2 separate regions of the Homo sapiens genome follow, and region 1 is linked to region 2. Evidence: read pairs that join two places in POLR2A ChIA-PET (ENCODE). Cell type or tissue: Caco-2. All regions are shown on one strand.

The links. ChIA-PET counts read pairs that join two places held together with the same protein. Peaks named below come from ENCODE experiments on the same cell type or tissue, not always from the same donor. Only the 100,000 strongest peaks of a DNase experiment are listed, where the experiment ranks them.
Region 1: POLR2A ChIA-PET joins it to region 2 with 12 read pairs; 2 of 35 experiments call an interaction of 5 or more read pairs at or near these places.

What each region holds. Positions count from the first base shown.
Region 1 is chrX:32,633,776-32,636,275 of GRCh38, reverse strand. All of the region lies in intron 11 of DMD (dystrophin), which reads left to right. Among named protein-coding and RNA genes, the nearest start is that of MIR548F5, 6.5 kb to the left of the region's middle. In Caco-2, no CTCF peak of the experiment used is centred here; no DNase peak of the experiment used is centred here.
Region 2 is chrX:32,535,262-32,537,761 of GRCh38, reverse strand. All of the region lies in intron 17 of DMD (dystrophin), which reads left to right. Among named protein-coding and RNA genes, the nearest start is that of MIR3915, 47 kb to the left of the region's middle. In Caco-2, no CTCF peak of the experiment used is centred here; a DNase peak (open chromatin) is centred at 1,361.

The sequences.
Region 1 (2,500 bases), 99 kb before region 2:
CAATTAGTGGGAATTTTTGAAAATGATACATGACATGCTCTCCTTGGCTTCTTTCCTAGCCCAAGATGTCAGCATACTTCGTGTTGGGAAAGAAGGTGCTGTAAAGAGGAGAATGAACACATTAGTTTTAGGGGGATAAAAACTGTATAATTTTGTCAGACCTTGCCTCACTTCATTCTCCAATGGAAACTACTATATTAGTGCCTAAGATTTATACACACCGTGACACCATGCAGTGTCAGGCTTTGCAGCTGAGTCTAGTAAGGAATACCAGAATTTGGAGGAAAGCAGATCTAGTTACTGAGGCAAGTAGGTAAACTAGGCCAGTAGGGTTTCTACAGCTTCACAGATGCTGAGGGTACCCATTCAGAAAGTTAGCATGAGAACTAGAGGACAATAGCGATGGATGTACTTGTGGTAAAGGTGATGAGATAGTGAAAACAGTGACAGCTGAAGTCTTACACATTTGAGGGGGTAATTGGTTCTGTTTGGATTCTGGCTTTAAAGCTTATATTTCACAGGCCACTTATTGAACTTTGATAAACGTTATAAATCTTGGGAGTTGAAAAATACTAATATGCTTCCTATGGACCATTCATTATTGCCATGCAACAACAACAAAAAACTATGTGCATATGTTTGTACATGCACTACTCAAGCTTTTCTTTTAAATGAATGTTGCTTTTCTATATTAAAACATGTTTGCCATTTCTTGGATTATAATATATCATGATTTCTGATTCCTATATTTAATGATACACCATACATTTTAAAAATATCTAGTCATTTTATATGGTCACCATATATTTGAGGGAAAATGAGTCTCGAAGTTTATTGTGGAGGAGGTGGAGAAAAATCGCCAAACAGAAGCCTCCAGTAATTATCCCTGTTGCAGGAACATCAAATTGAACAACTGTCCACACTAGAAAAGCACCTTCATAAGAGTGAAAAATTAGGTGCATGATCGTAGTACCTGGTTTTTGGGTTGTATCACAGAAAGAGGCACAGAAGAGGGTAGTAAAGGCAATATTCTATCACCTATACCAGCTCTCCCTCATCCATGGCAGCAGTCACATGGCATGAAGAGAGAGTCTATGTGCTTGCAGAAGGGAGATTGCAGTGATTATAGGACTTTGCATTGAAAATCAGTGCTGCCCTGTCACAGTGGAAACCGACAAAGAACAGAACTCAGCCAAATCCCGCAGAGGGAGCATTTAGATGAACCCTAGACAGGGAAGAATCATCCATCCCAGTGTTTGGAACCTGAGTTCCGGCAAGCCTTGTCATCATGGATTAGAGTGCTCTGTGGTTCTAAATAAACTTCAAAGGTAGTCTAGGCCACAAGGACTGCAGTTCCTTTGCAAGTCCTGGTGCTGTGCCGGGCTCAGAGTCAGTGGACTTGGGATACATACAACCTAGTGAGACATCCGCTGGGGCAGCTAAGGGACTGCTTGTGCTTCCCTTCCCCCAACCCCAGGCAGCACAGCTCACAGCTCCAGGAAAGACTCCTTCCTTCCGCTTATGAAGAAGAGAGGAGACAAGAAAGAGAACTTTGTCTTGCTGCTTGGATACCAGCTCAGACATACAATAGGATAGGGCACCAGGCAGAGTCTTGAGGTCCCCATTCCAGGCCCTAGCTCACAGATAACATTTCTGAACACACCCTGGGCCAGAAGAGAGCCTGTCACCTTGAAGAGAAGGACCCCGTCCTGGCAGAATTCATGACATGCTGACCAAAGGGACCTAGGGCCCTGAATAATCAGCAGCTGTAGCCAGGCAGTACTTGCTGTGGGTATTGGGTGAGACTCAGAGCTGTGATGGTTTCAGGTGTGACCCAGTACATTCCCAGCTGTGGTGGCTACAGGGAGAGAATCCTTCTGCTTCAGGAAAGGAGAGGTGAGAGTAAAGGGGACTTTGGCTTGCAGCTTGGGTTCCAGTTTGACCACAGTGGGGCAGAGCATCAAGTGGGCTCCTAGGGTCCCTGATTCCAGAGTTTGGCTCCTGGATTCCATTTTCTTACTGCCCTGAAGGGAGAGACTCAGGACTGACAGCATTCACCACAGGCTGGCCAAAGTGGCCTTGGCCCTTGAGTGAACATTGGACCTCAGACAGTACTCTCTTTGGTTCAGTAGTCGTCGTGGCCATGAGGAGAGACATCTCTGTTTGTGGAAAGGGGAGAGAAGAGAGGGAAGGACTTTATCTTTTGGGTGGGGTGCCAGCTTAGCCACAGTAGAATAGAGCACCAGGTAGATTTCTTAGGTTCTTGAGTTGATATAGTTTGGACATGTGTGCCTGCTCAAATCTCACGTTGAATTGTAGTAATCTGCAGTGTTTGAGGTAGGGCCTAGTGGGAGCTCATTGGATCATGGGGGCAAATTTTTCATAATTGGTTGCTACTGTCCTTGCAATAGTGAGTAAATTCTTGCAAGATCTGGTTGTTTAAAAGCGTGGCACCCTCCCTCTCACTCTTGCTCCTGCTGTGGCCATGTGATGTACCTGT
Region 2 (2,500 bases):
TATTCATCTAAAAGGAGAAGCATAGTTGAGTGCAAATAAAAGTCAGTTTTTAATCAGAAGACCTGAACTATCTGTATTCCCTTACGGACTCCTGATTCTTTCCTTTACCCTCTCATACTCTACATCGAGCACTGAAACTGCTCTCAGCAAGGTCGCCAGAGAGCTCCTTAATTGCCAGCTCCAAAGGTCACTCTTCAGTTCTTTTCCCTTTTTGACCTTTGTCTTGTGCTTGACAGAAATGATTAGTCCCTTCTTGAAATTTTTCTCTCCTGCAGTTTCTGGGACATTGTTCTCTCCTGTTTTCTTTCAGAGTATATCTTCCCTGTCTTCTATTCCTGCCCTTTAATGTCAGTCTACATAAGACTCAAATTGTGATTTTATTTTCTTCTTATGATGCTTTATTTTTTGGGGAAATATCATTTATAATCTTTATCATCACCTATATTTTTGATTCACAAATTGATATTTCTACCTCTCCCTCTCTCCTGATGTTCATCCCTGTATAATTCAAATGCTTATAGGCTATGTATTCCTGGATTTCTGACTGGAATCTAAAATATAGTTTTGGAGTTTAGATCGTATAACTCTAGAGAGGGTCATTCACATCATAGTCTCTAAGAATGGTACATCCTGAACTTGTGCAGTGAGCAACCTGTGCAGCCATTCACAGTGGTCTTGATATCTGCCACATCACTAAATCCCTCCAAATGTACCTGTTAAATTCTCTTTAGTTTGTTATTTTTTTCTACATCCTTGCTGCCTTCACTCTAGTTAAAACTGAAATTTTTCTGTATGAAATTTTTAACTGATTTCTCTGCCTCTGATCTCACCTCTCTTATCCATGCTTTTTACAGCCTCCCGAGGGATATCTTAAAATGCAGTTTTAATTAGATTATTCCCCTGCCCATAAATCTTGAAATGCATGGCGTAGAAATTCTTTTGTGATCTTTAGCTGCCTACCTCTCCAGCTTCACTCCCTTCTCCTCTGCTCCTTTTTTAAAAAAAATACCAGTGCTACTCCAAATAATCTGCAAACTTTTTAGTACCAGTCCACAATTGAGATAAGAAGCTTGAGCCAGAATATAAATCAATGTACTCCTTCCTTTGTCAAGAAAGTTCGGCAATTAAAAGCAAAATAAGATCAAATCGTTTGTTCAGTGACTCAGTTGATTTATACTCTGGTGAAAACTCTTTTCTTCTTACAGACTAATAGCAAACAGTTCACTGTCTGCTAAAGTCTGAACTTTGTTCCGCACTGCCCTATGCTTTAGCTTAAATTAACCACTCTTTGATCTCCAAATGCTCTGTGCTTTCTTAAGCTTCTGTTTCTTTGTACCTACTGTTTTCTCTGCCTAAGATTCTCTTTAGATACCTTTCTTTTTCCCATTCCCATGTTACCTGCCACCGTGCTACTAACCACCTTGTCTTTCTGGTTATCTAACCTTGCAGAGGCAGTTCTCAGCCATTTGTGTGTTTTTTTTTTTTTTTTTTTTTTTTGGAGACGGAGTCTCACTCTGTTGCCAGTCTGGAGTGCAGTGGCGCGATCTCAGCTTACTGCATCCTCTGCCCCGTGGGTTCAAGCGATTGTCCTGCCTCAGCCTCCCAAGTAGCTGGCACTACAGGCAAGGGCCACCATGCCCAGCTAATTTTTGTATTTTTAGTAGAGATGGGGTTTCACCGTGTTGGCTAGGATGGGCTTGATCTGTTGACCTCATGATCCGACTGCTAAGGCCTCCCAAAGTACTGGGATTAGAGGCATGAGCCACAGTGCCAGGCCACTTCTCAGCCTTTTTAACACTTCTATTAAAACACTTGCCAAATTGTATGGTAATGACTTTATTTTTGCATGCCTGTATCTCCAGTAAACGCCTTGAGGGAAGAAATCATTTCTTGTCATCTGTACACCTATAATGCATAAAGCAGAAGTCAGCTCATAGTAGGTATTGAATAAATATTTATTGGATGTTGATGAGGGATTTTCCAGGTTTTGTGCGAGTCTTGTCAGAAAAACAAAATCACTGTGATTTAAAGAGAGGAAACGTAATATAAGGAATTGGCTAAGCAGGTAGTAGAAAACTGAGACGCAGCGCAGGGGATGGAGAGGCAACTCAAAGCACTAGTAACGTAAGGAAGCTGCTAATATCCCTAGAGCTGGAGAAACAATACAGAAAAAGTGATATTACCAGAGCTCAGAAGCTGGGGCTTTCTAACAGAGATTAAACTAAAGTTAGGACTGCCAGGCAGAAAATTGGATTGTTGAAGAGGGAGCTAGCTATCCAGAGAAAACAGAAGCCACAGCAGAGATACATCTGCTCTAGAAATGCCACCCAAGGTAGTTGGAGAAGAAAAAAGACCTTGGCTTTTCTCTTCCTCCCACCTTCCAATATTCTGCCATTGCCTCCAAATGAACAATTAGGAGGGCAAGTGGTGTTGGGAAATGTATATCCCTCTAATACAGAAAGTACAGAAGAAATGTGGGGAATAGATCTGAGAGCAGATG